Regions from separate parts of the Mus musculus genome. Here region 1 is linked to region 2. The links are chromatin loops, found by intact Hi-C in ENCODE. Cell type or tissue: left cerebral cortex. All regions are shown on one strand. Links, peaks and the distances in the headings refer to the core of each region. The heading gives the core; the rest is flanking DNA. Region 1 holds the start of Gm23573 (a small nuclear RNA gene). Region 2 has its middle 38 kb from the start of Myct1.

The links. Hi-C counts contacts between places; a loop is a spot of excess contacts. Peaks named below come from ENCODE experiments on the same cell type or tissue, not always from the same donor. Only the 100,000 strongest peaks of a DNase experiment are listed, where the experiment ranks them.
Region 1: it touches region 2 in a loop (3-fold over the local background); 5 of 42 quality-filtered maps call a loop at or near these places.

Annotation. Positions count from the first base shown.
Region 1 is chr10:5,355,790-5,364,133 of GRCm38, forward strand. It overlaps Syne1 (spectrin repeat containing, nuclear envelope 1), which reads right to left. Exons shown (of 146, transcript NM_001347711.1): 16 at 5,696-5,792; 17 at 4,885-5,087; 18 at 3,152-3,316; 19 at 2,545-2,697; 20 at 888-1,031. Gm23573 (a small nuclear RNA gene) reads left to right here and starts at 1,384; the gene lies at 1,384-1,490. In left cerebral cortex, for the core only: no CTCF peak of the experiment used is centred there; DNase peaks (open chromatin) are centred at 985, 2,984, 3,144, 3,852 and 2 more places; H3K4me3 peaks cover 2,483 bases; H3K27ac peaks cover 1,789 bases.
Region 2 is chr10:5,551,761-5,560,104 of GRCm38, forward strand. No RefSeq gene overlaps it. Among named protein-coding and RNA genes, the nearest start is that of Myct1, 38 kb to the right of the region's middle. In left cerebral cortex, for the core only: CTCF peaks have their summits at 3,388 (motif pointing left) and 6,867 (motif pointing left); a DNase peak (open chromatin) is centred at 3,415.

The DNA.
Region 1 (8,344 bases), core at 243-8,242, 200 kb before region 2:
TTATTGTACATTTGAGCAAATTTTACTGGTACCATTAAGTTAAAACTACTTACAACTAGAATGTCAGAATAAATTTAACTGAAATATTTGCAATGAATGCCAGGCTGACATTTTTGTCTTTTAAGCCTATTATTCACCTATTTTCACTCTTCTTTGCATTTGTACATCTTTCCCATTAATCCTTCAATACTGATTTCACCTTGTACACTAGCTCTTCTCTCTGACTTCAAAGGCACTTCAGCCTTCATTTATCCTCTGACTCCTCCTCATACAAAACCATGGCTCCTGTGCTTATCCTCACTTCTCCTATTTGCTGGAAGGTAATTGCCCGCAGTTAGGAGGGAATTTGAAAGCAATGAAATTGTCTTAAAACTCACATTTAGATAAAAGTTTCTAATGGAATACTCAAAGCTCTTGATAAAAAAGTCTGTCAACAAGAGGAGGCCATGTTAGTAGAAAAAAACACATGAGTAGATAGACTGGATTTATATTAAGTAAATCTTAACAAAAATCTCAATGCAATAGTATAGTCTTCTCTTCTTCCTCTTCTTCTCCATCCTCCTCCTCTGCTTTGTCCTACATCTGTCTCCATCTCTCCTTCTATACCCTCTGTTTTATATCATTTAACAGCTCTCTCCTGAAAACCCCAGACTTTTCTACTGAAGCAGAGCTTAGAGCAGTCCTAAATTAGGAAGGACGTCAAAAAGGTATCAGCATACCATTTTATTTTTTAAATATATATCAAAATTTCTATATCAGGACCTCAGGGTAGCTAAAAGGTGGACAAGTCAAGGATGCATCCATGGGTAACCATGGAGATAGAAACCACTCCCAGGCAGTATGGTTGCTCCGCCCGCCGCATGGTGTAGCATGAAGTATTCTCCCACCTTGGAGAGCTGTTCTTTGAGCTTGGACATGGTTGTAAGCATTTCATTCGCTTCTTCTTGGGGACTTTCTTTGGCAAAGAGATGTGCCTTCTTGGCAATCATCTTGTACTGAGCATCCATCACAGGCACCCTCTTCTCCAGATCCTGCGTGAGTCATTGAAGCAATTAGTGCACAATGCATCTGTGCAGAATACCACAGAAAGAGGGACAAGGAAATCTGTATGCATTTTGTGAAATTCTATCCTCACTACCAACTCCTTTAGGAAAGCCATTGCTTTTGGTCTTCAATGACATACAGGCAGCACTATACTATATGTATACACTAAATTTTCTTTTTAAAATGATCAGATATTCTTAAGTCAGTGCCAAGATTATTTGATGTAATCTTTACACTTTCTAAAATAGGCTAATGTAATATTAAAACACTCATACATGCAATGCATGCAAATGCATGGAAGCAATACAGGGGGAAATCTTGACTTTAAGAATTAAACTGGCGCTTGCTTCAGCAGTACGTATACTAAACTTGGAATGCTACAGAAAAGATTACCATGGATCCTGTGCAGGGTTGACACACAAATCTGTGAAGAGTTCCATATTTTTTTTATTCTTATGGAAGATTTGGGGGAAGGATTGAGGGTCCTGGAAGAGATAGGAACTCCACAGGAAGACCAATGGTGTCAATTAACCTGGACCCCTTGGACTCTCAGAGACTGAACTACCAACCAAAGAGCATACATGGGCTAGACCTAACCCCCCCCCCAGGCCTACCTCCACCCCCACCCTTTCACATATGCAGCAGATGTACAGCTTGGTTTTCTGTGGAATATTCTCTTCTAGTTGGGCTGCCTTGTCTGGCCTCAGTGAGAGAGGATGCACCTAGCCCCACAGAGGCTTGATATACTAGTGTGGTGGCATATACAGAAGGGAGTCTCCACCCTCTCAGAGGAGAAGGAAATGGAGATAGCAATCAGGATGTAAATTGAATAAATAACAATAAAAAGGGAGTTAAATGATATTTACTTTATAAAAAATACATATACATTGTCACTGGAAAAAACCTGGAAATTTAGCATGGTGGAAATTTTAATTTCTTATCATTTCCCATGGTGGCAGCTAAAGTCAACAGTTCACCATGGTTGATACTCTTTTTTTCCTATGTATATTACTTAAAAAAGTTTAAACTATTTACAAAAACTAAAAAAGATAACACTCTAATCTATTTTTTTTTCATTCAAGTAATTGTTCAAACTTCTCCTGTCAGTAAATAACTCCATTATTTCACTTTTGAAACATACAGGCTTTTAAGAAAATGCCAAGGCCAAATTCATGCAGCAAACCCTGTATTGTTTAGGGCATTTATTTGGAAGTCCTGTCTAAAGGGGTTTTTTTGTTTGTTTGTTTTTGTTTTCCTAATGTTTTATAATTTGTATTTAGGAAAAGAATCCCATGTTGAAAAGTTATTTTGAAGTTCCTTCATATTTTCAAAAGATACCTTCCAAAAATTCAAGTTTATTTTCTGCACAAGCCAACAAATATGTAGACCTGTCAAAATGATCTCTCTGATTCGGAAACAGTTTCCTGGAGACCTGGACAGCCTGTCTAGTTTTTACTTTTACAGTGTGTGTTTCATTTCTTTGATCCAGATAGCCCTTACCTCCAAGTCTTGAATTAATAACTTGACATTGATAAAAGAGACTTCTAAAGGCTCAGAGAGTTTCCTGTGGGCTTCAGTTGCAAAACCAAAGAGGGTGGTAGTGACGTCTATATACTCTTTCTTCATTCTGTCCATCTCGTCTGCTCTTGCATACTGAGGAGTGGGGAAAGAAGTATTTGAAAGTCATCAAAGCTGTGACTCTAGAAGCCCACAGCCTTCGCTGGAAGATAGCCTCATATACGGTAAGAAAAATTCTAATTCCTGATTCTTATTTTAGATAAGTTTGAAATAAATCCAGTTACCTTAACAGAAAAAAAAAAGAAAAAAGAAAAAAGGAACAAGCAAGCAGTAAGAAGCCAGGATTTGAAAAGCAAATCTCTTTGCCTATGCAGGCGCCATATGTCAACATAATCCTTAACCGAACACTATGTTCTGTTAATGTTCCTCCACCATAAACAGACAAGAATGAATAATTAGCAATAAAACTCAGGCAGTTTTTAACAGTTCTCTATTCCACCCTAATAATTGCAGTAAAACTGGCTGTCAGCAAGTTGCTGCACACTGATGGCACACGCATCAGAAGTGAGTGTTGGTTTGAAGGACATACTTGCTTGACTTCCATGAAGAGCTCCCTCCATCGACCGTTCAATAAGAGCAACTGCTGTTTAAGGTCTCGAGAAACAATCTCATCACAGGTTTCAATCAGGAAATTCCCGGCATCGTTCATGGCTGTGTGCTGCTGAATCCAGTGAGGCAGATTTCGAAAAAAATCCTAACCGAGGAAGGACACGCACTCATAAGTCACATACCAAATACTAATTATCGATATAACAAGAACCAAACCAAGAAGGTCTGTTTAAAAGTGTGTGGAAGCTTTAAGACAGATATCAAATCTCTTCCAAAACTCAGATTTTGAACAAGACTTCAGAATATGAGCTAGAAATGCCAGATGTCTTTGTTTTTCATTTTTCTTCCGTCACATGTACACATGGATGTGTGTGTGTGTGTGTGTGTGTGTGTGTGTGTGTGTGTGTGTGTGTGTGCGCGCACGCGCGCACATCAGTGGTTTCCTGGCTACAATTGTGTGCACACACAAGTGCTTGTGGAAGCCAGAGGACAACATTGGACTTCAGGTATTTTCCTTCATGCATTGAGGATTTCGTTATTTACCTTTTATTTTTTCTGTTTTCTTTTGAGCTGGGGTCTCTTACTGGCCTGGAGCCTGCCAAGTGTGTTAGGCAAGTGTGTTGCCTGGCCAGTGAGTCATAGAAACCCATCTGTCTTTGCCTCCCTGCACAAGAACTTCAGTCATGTGCCACCGTACCTACATATGTTTACATGGATTCCAGGGACTCAAAGCAAGTCCTTACCAAGCACTTTACCATCCAGGCTGTCTCCCAAGCCCATCTTTTTGCTTTTAACAATCAGGCACCAGACTTGCTGCCCAGGCAAGTCCTACACTTGCAGACTCAAGCAATCCTCCACCCTGAGTCAAATAAACGGCTGGGACTCCAGGCACATGACAGTGTACCTGACTATGTATATTATCATGTAAGGACATCTATGGCATCTTTTTATTGAAAAGAAAATAAAGCAAGAGGCCACCTTTTTTAATTCTCATTTTATATAAGAAGGAGCAGTCAATTATGCAAATGGCAGAGGCTTTTTCTTGTTGTTCAGGCCCGTAAAAATGACTGTAAGCAGTCTAAAATTTGAATATATATGTATACATAAGTATATGTTACATTCAGATTTCAAAGGAAATATTTTTCAGGCCAGACACTGAGGGCAAGGACAATGAACACAGTAATAGCTTCTATTCACAGTAACTGGCTTCTATTCATTTTAGATTATGAAACCCAAAAGAAAATATCTAAAGAGTTCAAGACTGTGGTGGTCCCACTATTCCATGGATCTACTGATACACAGATTCAGTACCCCCCCCCCGTGTGTGTGTGTGTGTGTGTGCATGCGCACATGCACAGATGTAGGCCTTGTGTAGGTAACAACAGCTGTGAATAAGAGACCTAGACAGGCCCATCTATGCAGACCTCAATGTGCAGATAGCACTGTCTGCTGCCCGTGAGATTTAGCTACCGCTTCACGAGTAGTCGATGAGTATTACTTGCTGCCTTTCTGAATGAGAATGTTAGATCGTTGTAAAAACAGAGATCTCTCTTCACAGAGCTTTGACTACACACTATTTACAGATCTAATCCCATTTAACTAGCTGGGGTAAATCTCTTAAGAAGGGTTCTTGAGTGAAATCATAACTATCTGACAGAATCTCTCATTCATGAATCCGGAGCATGCCCCTTCCTTTCCTGTGAAGAGCCTTACCTTCTTGGCATGTTCTGATTGGCTTAGCATTTTCTCTGCATCTTCTAGCCAGGCTTGGAGACTAGCCACGGTATCACCATAGCGATCCCAGTTGGAGATCACCTCCTCCAGCATGCTCCGTACACTCCGCACTTCCACGGAGAGGTTCCTCCACTGGGCAGTGGCTTCACTCATGAATTTCATCACGTTCTCAGCTTCCTCCACTGAGTCAGAAACAATCAATCAGAGACTCCATTCTGCACATAAAAGCCTCTCTCTATTTCCCTGTGTTCTTAAGCACCAGAAACAAGGGCATCGATCAGAAATACAAGATTCTATTCCCAGCAATTGTGGCAACATCTACAAGCTGTAAGCAAACATATCTTCCAAAGTTTATCTCCACAGTAACTTAAGCTCTCCTATCTATATTCAAGTTATTCCACAATTTGTAATCCCCTTGGAATTGCAGCTAGGCTGAAAAATTGCAACTTAGAAAAAGGAATGCTTATTTTTGTTTTATCTTAGAAGATTACACACAGGAAAAAAGTATCAATATGCAAGACAGACACCTCACAGAATTACTCTAAGTGTATAGTCACAAAGAGTCTACATAGTAAAACTATAATTGATCTGACCCCATAGAAACCTGTTGATTTTAAGTGCCCTTTAAGTTGGCATCAAAACAAGTTACATTTCATTAGGGAATTTTCATAATGCTATTTTTTAAAAAAGAAAAACCTGGACCACATTGCCCCCAGTCATCCTTACTTTCTCTTCTCTTTCCCTCCTCCCCAGCCCCTTCTGCAAACCCCCAGTGTGCTGTGTGCTATACCTGAGCCCTCTGCTTTGACGTATATGTCAGCTGTCTGTTTCAGGATCTGGTATGTCACTTCATACTGTTCAAAGAACTTGCTGTTTTCTATAAAAGACTAGAGAGGGATGCACAGTTGACAAGCAGTTAGCGAACGTTAGGCTTGACCACAAACGACAAGGTTTAATCTGCCTTATAAGCTTATGGGTATTTTATCCAAGGCTACCAACCTCAGTCTATTGGAAAATGCAAAATTAATTCCACTGTCATGAATTACTCCGGTTCTATGTGACCCATACACTGTGTCTACATTCTCAGTTCCAACTAAGCACCGGACGGAGAAAACATTCTATTTCTTTACTCTGCTAAGTTTTTTTTTTTTCCCCAAAGAACAGAATTTTCTCCAGAGGATCTGGGACTAACATTTAGAAAGTGCTAAATTTGGGGGAACATTTTAATGTCCCACTGCGTTGGAGCTATAGAAGTCTGCTGTTCTTTGAACATTAGCCCTGGGGGATGACTGACTGCTTTGAGGAAATTCCAGTTAAAAATATATGACAGTGAAAACACTTTTGTTAAAAATAAAAAAGTAAAAAGTTTAAAAATAATTGTATATGCTTCCCATATTAAGGATGGTTTCATATTTCAATTACCTAGCCCCACCCCCCAAATGTACAGACTAAGATACAGCTTGTGTTAATCTGCACAGAGTCTACATACAAAATAAAATCAGTGTTACTGCATAGAGACAAGGAAAGTGAGAACTCAAAAAAACGTCTTAGGTAAACTTTGCATTAATGCTTAACTCCCTACCCCCCATGCTGTTTGAAGGATTGTACTTAATACTCCAAGTAGAAAATCAATACAATTACAGCTAGCAATTAATGTGTCTCCAAAATCTCTTCCAGTTCTCCTACTAGCAGAATGAATTCTAAGCATTTACCAATTAAAATAGTTAAGAAAGATCATCACTATGATAAAATGCAAAGTTATGCTTTGCAAACTGGAGCTTTGTACAGTGTGCTAGCAGCTCTAGCACATGCTAACTGATGTTTCATATAGAGGCAAAACGGCTCATAAAACAGTATCATGAACATTCTTAGATCTTTACCACTAGTTACCTTGTTTCAATATAAAACCCTATATCATATATGATATGCTAATATATTATTATAATTATATATTATATGTATACAATGTATTATATGTCGAGAATATTAAGAATATATACTATACATTACATATACTTATATATGTATCTTTAAATTAAAATTATATAATTTAGTTTATTAAAAATATGACTAAAACTGGGTTATAGAATCAAATGTACTCTTAGCATGGATGATAGGAAAAGTTAAGACACTACTTATGATGTTGAAACAAAAATATTAGAAGTAAGAACATTTCTGCCTTTCATTTATAGATAGACATAATAAAAGCACATTACTTTCACCGAGAAAGCTAAATCAGACAATTATATATAAATCTTTTAAAATTTTATCATGGTTGTTTATTTACATTAAACATTATACACATACACATATATATCCTATATGTATAATTATATGTTATATGTAATTGTATTATATAAGATGTAATTATATATTCTATTACATTAAATACTAACTACAGTGAGGACTGTTTAATATTTACAGCACATTTGTAAATTATTCTCTAGAAATAAAGTGGATACAGAAAGCTATTAATTCCATGGTCTGAGAGGCTTCTGTGATTATTTTATTGAATGACTTTAATAGGGATTTTTGTTTAGCTGAGAATGGAATATGACAATAGTTGTCTAGAAAATTCATCATTTAGTCTTAAGTCCTACTCTTACTCCCAAACTAGGGAAAAGAATAATTTGGCCTTAAATGGTGAGCCATTCTAATCAAACAAGCAAGCCATTTTGGTTTAAAAATGGAATGTTATATTTAATACTCAAAATGGTGTTTGAGCAATTGAAGAAACAACAGCTCTTTACAGAGAAAACTATTGTCTCCGTGGAGTTACTGCAAACCGCAAGAAGCTAAGAGAAGACTAGAGAGTGGCAGCCATAGTGCCTTGGCTGCTTAAAATATCCTTGCCTGACTAAATTTCAAATTAATTACAGGTGAATAAAAAGAAAATGCTTATTTCTAGCTTTGTCTTAGGCCTAAAAATAGGAGGCAAGATAAGAATAAAACCAAAGAATTCATTATCATTGAGCTTTCCTATGAGAACAATTAGACAATTAATTTTTTAAAAATCCTATTTGTTATTTCAAACATTTACCGGCCCCAGTGATTTGGAGAAGCCCCTGAACAGTGAAGTTGTCTGGGACAGCCACGCTCACAGGAGCTTGCGAAGCCTCCGTTTTACTGTGTCAGACATGTCTCTCAGGGAAATGCACATTTTAATTTAAAATGACATGGTTAATTTACTTTATTAATAATGTGGCTAAAACTGGGGTATGGAATCAAATGGACTATTATTAGCATGGATGATAAAGTAAGAAAAATTAAATTACTACTTAATGATGTCAAAACCAAAATATTAGAGGTGAGAACATTTCTGCCTTTAATGTACAGACATAATAAATACAACCTCATTCATTTCACCAAGAAAGCTAAACCAGCTAATTATAAATCCTTTAAATTTTATTAGGGCTGTCCATTTACATTAAAAATTGTT
Region 2 (8,344 bases), core at 167-8,166:
GCCTTCCAAAAAAAAAAAAAAAAAAAAAAAAAAAAGCCCAAAACAAAAACAAAAACAACAACAAAAACTCTCTCTTTTTCTAGATCCCATCAAAAGAACAAACGACACTTGTGATAGTTACTTCTAAAGGTCAACTTAAATTCTGAAGATCAGGTTGGCCTGTGGGTATAGCTGTGTGGGATTGATTTGATTTTCAGTTTACCCATCCCACTGTAGGGGAGACTACCATTCCCCAGGTTTGGCCCTAAACTATATAAAATAGTGCAATATAGCTGAGTTACTGAGAGGCAGCACAGGTACCTTCATTTCTCGTTCTGCTCTTAACTGTGGTTATGGTGTGACTAATGCTCACAACCTCTGTGATCCCCACCCTGCCCCTCACCCCTCCCCACAATGTTGGATTTTAACCTGGAGTTGTTTGCTAAATGAATAGAAATAAAACTGGAGGGGCTGGAGAGATGGGTCAGAGGTTAAGAACACTGGCTGCTCTTATAGAAGGACCCAGGTTTGATTCCCAGAAGTCATATGGTGGCTTACAGCCACCTGTAACTCCTGATCAGGGTGTCTGATGCCCTTTTCTGAACTCCACAGGGACAAGGCACACACATGTTGACGAGACATACATGTAGGTAAGATATTCATACAATAAAAATGAATAAAGAAATGAATTTGAAAATAAAACTAGATCAAAACTCGGGGCGGGGGTTAGCTACCTGTATTCTCTTTCCTTGAGTGTTGCTTTTGAAGAACAGCTAAACACTTTCTAGCATGATAGATTTTCATATATATGTATATATTAAATTATAATTTCTTATATAATTTCTTTTATATTTATTATATATTTGCCAGTGGTCTGCTATCAACCACATTCCTCCCACATAAATAAACTCTAATTGTAGGATCTTGTGGTTCATGATGTTTGGGTTGAAAGAGACAGAGTCTGAAATGCCAACCAATGCCGAGCCTGCCTCTACCTCTCCCTGTCACTTCCTGGAGCAGTCTTGTGGGGAGAGCCACCAGAGCCTAGTAGTTGTTCCTGGTCAGCATACTGCCCTCCTCAGTGAGCATCACCCTTCAAAATTACGAGGGGTGGGTATATACCATAAGCCGTTAGAGCCTTTTCGGTAGCTAAACTGCACAGCAGAACTGGGTTTGTGCCTTGAACTTCTTTCATTTACAGTGTGGAACAGGAATTAGAAGTGAGGCCAGACCCATGAATGGAAACCAGCAAGGAGAGTCCTACAGTCACCCTTTAAAGAATATCACCATAGTTTCTTCTTCATAGAATGATGGTTGTAGTGGATAGACTGATTTGAGAGAGAGTTAATAGAATGTGCAGAGGACATGGCTATAGGTGCTGCTATTGACCAAGTGCTTCTGTAGCCCCCATGCCCCAAACCATAGCTTCTATGAGTGCTTGGCATTGGTGGTGAGATTTAGTGCCCTTATAAAAGAGCCATGGCTATTATTGTGCCTATTCTGTCATGTAAGAACACAGCAAAAGGACAGGTCCCTGCGAACCAGGCACTGAGCTTTCTGGATCCATTATCTTTGGCTTTCAGGCCTCCAGAACCATAAGGGAGGATGTTGTATATAAGTCTCCAGACTATGTTAGTACAGAATAGCCCCAATATTGATATAAGGCATAAATAAACTCAAAAGTTGCAAAAGTTATACTTGATTGTACAGTGTTTAACAGCTTGGATTTTGAGAAAGGAAAGCCTGCTTCCAGCTCTACCATCAGTTGCCTGTGTGCTGTCAAGCTGGTAATTGCCTCTCGTAGATTCAGATTTTATAAACCTATGATTCAACATCACAATAGTTCCTCAATTAGAGAGCACTTGTGTTGCCTCGATGAGCTAATTCCTAGACAGTTATTAGTTCTTCAGTGTCTGTGTGTAGTCCTTGAGTGAAAAATGTAATTAGTAGTACTATCACCAGTATAGTTATTACCATTGTTGGCAAATTAAGACAAAATGATCGGTCTTCCCTTTTGTGATAGCCTGACTGAACTAAGAAATCTATTCCCCAGAATAGAAAGATATCTTCCTCAGTCGTCACAATATGACCAGCAGCTGCCTACACAGGCACCTGAGCCTCTCCTTCAAACTCAGGCTGTCCTTCATCCTTGCTTTCTTCCCACTGTGTGTAGAATGCTCCTCTCACACTAAAGTTGCAGTTGGGCCTAAAGGTAAAGACCATTTTCAGTCTAGTTGTATTCTGGTGCCCACATCTTCCTGCCCTAGACACTGTAAAATACAAGTTACCTACTGTGCCGACATGAACTCATCAAGTGATGGTTTCTGTTTCTGTCATGTCTGTTTTATGTAGTTGGGTGGATGCCATGGGCATCTGGCTATAGTTTAAAAAGATACTAAGATACTATTTATTAGAAGCCCTACCACTGGTGAGTCTCGGCCCATGTGAGCACATGTATTCTGTAACAAGAAGTATCCTCTCCACTTCTTTTCTTAACAGTGTTCAAGACTGGTTTGTTTGAAAAGTGCAGTGAAACTCAACAGAACAGATCTTTAGTGTTTTACAGGAAAAGGGGTAGGGTGTCATATTAGTAAGAAGGTAGATGCAGTCAGCAGCGGTCTTGATCGGCTTCAAGAAACTGGGGTTCCTCTTTCAAGACAGTGGCCTCAAGGGGAGTTACAGCCATCCAGAATAAGACTGGAAAGCAGTGGATCTCAACCTGTGTGACACAACCCCATTTGGGGGGACCCTCTCACAGGGGTCACCTAAACCCATCCAAAGCCACAGATATTACATTATGATTCATAGCAGTAGCAAAGTTACAGTTAGGAAGTGGCAGTGAAAATAATTTTATGGTTGGGGGTCACCACAACATGAGAGACTGTATTAAAGAGTTGCAGTGTTAGGAAGGTTGAGAACCACGGCTCGAGAGCTTCTCTGGGTCTCGGCCATGCCGTGATGCTTCGTAGCGTGTTATCTCTTTGCCTTCTGAGCCACAGCCAGAAGGAACTCCAGCGCCCCATAACTCTCATCCCTTTTCTTCCACAGGATGGCACAACCATGGCCAACTTGATCTCCTAAATTATTTTCTTTAATAAACTTTTTTTTTAACTTCAGGTAATTAAGGTACTGATCTTAGAAACCTAAAGAGGTCATTACCATAGTCAAATACAAGCTAATCCAACGACAAGCACCCCACCTTTGAAGGTCTAGAACTAGTCTGGAAATTCGTGTCATTCAGGAATCATGAAGGAAGACACAAAGCACGTTGAGATTATGATGCAGAGATGTGATGCTAGCTTTGCTGGGAGAGCCCTTGCTGTTATGCCCTGTGGGCCTTTAGCATTCAGGAAGCAGGGGTATAGATACCTACAGACCTCTGAAGGTGGCTGCTGCCACCCAGAGGTCAGCACAAGGCAGCTAATGCCGCCTTACACAGCTATGCTCTGAACTGATCCTGCTGTGTGAAGCACATTGAAGCTGGAGAGAGAATTTCTCAGTGTCTTCTTCGCCTTCTGAATCTTTCATGAAAGCATGACAGAATGTGAATTTCATCCAAACCCGAGGGGGAGGAGGCTGAGGAAATATAATCCCCAGACTTCTGGCTTCTGGGATACAGGAGAGAGAAGAGAGCTTTAAAGAGAACACTTCTCAATAAACCAACAAACAACAAATAAAAAACACTACCCTGCCAGTCACAACCTAGAGTTAAACAGGTTTCCTCAAATGCTAAAGTTAAAACTGAGACATTTCTCTTTCAAAAGATTGATCTCTTTAATATGCTATATAAGTTTATTAAAGTTACTTTCCAATTTTAAGTTAGGACTTTATGGTTAATTTCAAAATGGATTCAAAGCATGCGGTCACTCTTTTGCTCAACACCCATCGAAGCATTCTGTCTCAGTGATCCCTGTATAATCTATATGGTATAATCTATATGTATAATCTGTATGATATCCCAACCTCTCCATTAAGCCTTCCTCAACTACGAGTCTCCCCTGTCTATACTGCAACCACACACATGCTTCAGTGTTTCTGAAGATCACAGAGCAAGTTCCTGCCTCAAGATATTTTCATAGATTATTCTCTCTGCAATTAAACTCTGAGAATCACCCATAGCTTATACACTAACATTTTCCAAGTCTTTTTAGCAATGGCTGTATTAGTGAAGACTTTCCTGAAGGCCTTAGACAACAGTTAAACATTTAAAACTATTCTCCACTCTGTTTTTGTTAATTTTGTTGTATGTAGTGGTATTTAGTTCTTTTCTTTTGTTTTTGTTTGTTTGTTTGTTTGTTTTGTAGCCTTGGCTATCCTGGAGCTTGCTTTGTAGACCAAGCTGGGCTTGAACTCATGAAGATCCACCTGCCACTGTCTCCTGAGTGCTGGAATGAAAGGTGTATACCAGAACTGCCTGGCTGCAGAATTGGTTCTGAGTACTAACAAGTACTAAGTCTATACCCACTTATCTAGCTTCTCTGATTGACAGCTCTAAAATATGACTTACTCTAGGACAGATACTGTTTTCTGTCAACTCATATTCTCAGCACTTAAAACACTCAACACATAAAAATTACATAAAAACATTTGTGGAGTAAGAGCACTGATTAATATTTGTTGAAAAAGACACTTATTGCTATATGCATATCCTAATATGAGCTCATGGATGCTCATGCACAAGTAATGTGCCAGGTTTATCATGTCTGTGGAATCATGCTAACAGCAATTAGACACAGTTAGATTAATATGGAAGCCACAGAAATTATCAATATCTCTGGGAAGTCCTGATCCTCAGTGGATGGTCCACACAAGAAACTCGTATGTTTCATGATGGCAAGAGAAAGAAAATGCTGCTTTCTTTTCCTTTTGATTTTCTTTTTAGTTGAGGAGTTTTTGCATCTCAGAACTATGTCTGAGGTGCAAACCTGCACAACAGCACAACCGCAAATGTGCTCCTGGGAGTACATTTGGATGTGTTATTTCATGACTAAAGTGGGTCCTGAGAAGTTAACAGCTTTGTGAAGTCGCTTGATACACGCCCTTCTGAGACGGAATGATGATGGGCATGTACGCCTTGGGTTGGTGAGTCTATGCCTAAATGGATTGGCATCCTTTTCTCTTTCGGTACCTATCTTACCATCATCTACCTTTTCTCTTTTTTTCAAAGGGTTATAACATTTTCAACATATTCCTAACAGTAATTTCATAGACCACCAGCACTCTGTCTAGTCTTGTGAACAACTCATTTTCTAAAAACTGTATATAGCCTAACATTTGTTCATAAGATAACGGTGCCAGTAATGACGTCAAGCCATGGATGATTTTGTAAAGAGAAGAGATTGTGTGGCTTGAAGAACTTCTTAATTGGATCCCTTCAAAGCATGTTCCAGAATGGCTGAATAAACTCACTGGCACAAGGTTTATGGGCCACTGGAAATATTTACTGAAATCTCTGAAAGGGTGATATGATCAGTGAGTCCCTTCTTCCTGGCAGATCTGGTTATCCATTTTTGATAAGCTAGAAAAAAATCGAGAATTATCAAATCAAATTTCAGTTCCGACCTCCAATTACCCAATGAGAAAAAAAATAGCTGACTCTGGCCAAAAGCAATACCAAGGAATTACTAGCTCCTGAAAGGTATACTTCAGAACTCATTGACAACCTCCCCCATAAGCTCCTCTTGTCACCTTCTCTTCTGCTGTCCACACGCTGTGTCCCTTCTCAGATAACTCATGTTTGTAGGATCCCTATTAGTAATAAGGGGACACAACACACTTGGTTTATCCATGAGGAAAAAATGTATACAAGCTCCAGGTCTTACCTTATGTGCTCAGCAAAGCTCTTTCATGAATCACTGTAACCAGGAGGACTAACATCCTCTAATTTGCCTTTACCTAACCGAGGTTCATATCTGGCATTCAACTTGGCATGTCTTCCCAAAGTAAATGGCCTTTATATGCACAGAGTAGATATTTGCACATGGGTACCACATTAGGAACATTTGAGGTAAGGTGTGTTTGCTTTTGTCTTCCCCAAGATGTCAAATGGCACAGTGTGAATTAGGCATAGTTGAGACATTGGACATAACAGAGGACCTTGGAAAAGATAACAGAAGAGATACTAGACTTGAAGGAAAACGGGGGAAGGCGGGTCACTAGGACTCAAAGTATGTAGCATGGAACATATTGGTGGGAATGGCCCAGGGCACCACTGCAGAAAATATGGCAGTGTGCAGACAGACATGGTACTGGGGAAGGGGCTGAAAATTCTTCATCCACATCTACAGGCTGCAGGAAGTTAATGTTACACTAAACAGGGCTTGAGAATTTGAGAACTCAAAGGCTGCTCCCACAGTGACACAAACAACAAAGCCACACCTACTCCAAGGCCACACCCACTCCTACAAAGCCACACCTTCTCCAACAAGGACATACATTCCCCTATGGACCTATGGGGGCCATATTCTTTCAAAACATCACATTAATTAATGGGAAATATTACTTGCCTTTTCAGAAAGCTTCCAAACCCTCACATTTTCTCCATTAAGAAGCTATGACATGGATTCCTGCACATGGGCAGTGATAGTGATGTGAACAGTAGGGGCATGTCTAATCATACAGGACTAGACTCTACGTATGTGAGATCTACAATACTTCATCACGATACTTAGTGACAAGTTACTTGTCTATGTATTGGCCATGCTATGCTTTTAATTATTAATCTAATGTGTACCCACCTGCTTATAAGAAAGAGTTTAGAGGCCAAGGAAATAGCTCAGTGCCTATGAGCCCATTAATGCTTTTGCAAAAGATCCAAGTTTGGTTCCCAGCACCTACATTAGGTAACTAACTCTCAACTGCCTACAACTCCAGCTTTAGGGTATTTGACACCCTCTTTTGGCCTCTTTCAGTACTGCATTCACATGAATAAAACCAACACACATACACACATAATTTAAAAAAAAAAAAACTTTAGAGTGAAAGTTTGCAGCTGTAAGCTGTGTTCATTGGCTGACACTTCACACATTCCCAGTTTACAAAGCTTCTCTTGATTGTATCAACAGACTACTGTGGGTGTTTGCCTTAGCACTGCTGTTAGTTGGTTAGGACCTGTGGTGGTTCATACAAAAACATGTCCTCTGTAGGTTCACATATTTGAACACATGGTCCCTGGTTGCTGATGATGATTGGGGTAGCTATGGGATTTTTCTATATGTGTCATTTTGCTAGAGGAAGTAGGTCATAGGATGGGCTTTGGGGGTTTACAAGACTTCCCTCATATGCAGTTCACTTCCTGTTTGTCAGTGATGATGATCTCTTGGCTTCCTGCTCTTACCACCTGCTGTCATGGACTCTCTCACTGTAATTATAAGATCAAATAAACTCTTCCTTCTGGAAGTTGCTTCTGGTCATGTTGTTTTATCAGAAAAATAACTAACATAGCCTCCATCTTTAGAAGCTCACATGTCCTTAATTATCCCTTCAAAGACTCTGACACCAAGTACAGACGTTTTAGGGTTAGAGCTTCACATGCAAGCCAGGAAGGAGGCATTGTTCAGTCCAAAAGGGAGGGATGCAAAGATATCCTTGAGTTCCTCGATGAGAGACAATGAGTGCTGAAATAAGCTGATGGCAGTCGAAAGGCAAAGGAGGTGATCAATTGTAGACAGCATTTCACAGGCAAAAGCTGCAGCCACTGAGGCAGCAGGGCCAAACCTCCAATGCTGAGTCTGGGGAACAAAGAAAATAACTCTGTGTTAAGGAAAAGATGGGGCTATGTTCACGTGTATTTCTGCATTTTCGCTCCACCCCTCTCTGTTTTTGTTTCTTCTATTTTCTCCAAACTGCTAAGTTAGCAGAACATCTGATCTTCATGCCTTCCTTAAGACAATCCCTGGAAACAAATTTCCCTGTCACCCTGGTGACCCTCTGCTGTCCCTTCTGCCACTTTCTGCACAGCCACCACAGTTGTTCTTTATCTGCTTACCGGTTCCTCTGGATTTTTTGGTTAATTTTCCTCCTTCCAGTATCTGCTGTCCTGTCTTACTCTGTCTGTATTGTCCTTAGGAATGCTTAGGTCTGGGACAACAGGGAAAAGCATTTACTACCAAACCTGATGAATTACATTTGCTCTGTGGGGCCCACAAGATACAAATAAAGAACTGATTCCAACAGTTTGTCCTCTAACCTTCATGTAGATACCCACAGAAATACACACACACACACACACACACAGAGAGAGAGAGAGAGAGAGAGAGAGAGAGAGTGACAGAGACAGACAGATAGAAACAGATAGAGACAAACAGATACATAAACACACACATGCACAGACATACACCTACACAGACACACATATCACATGCAC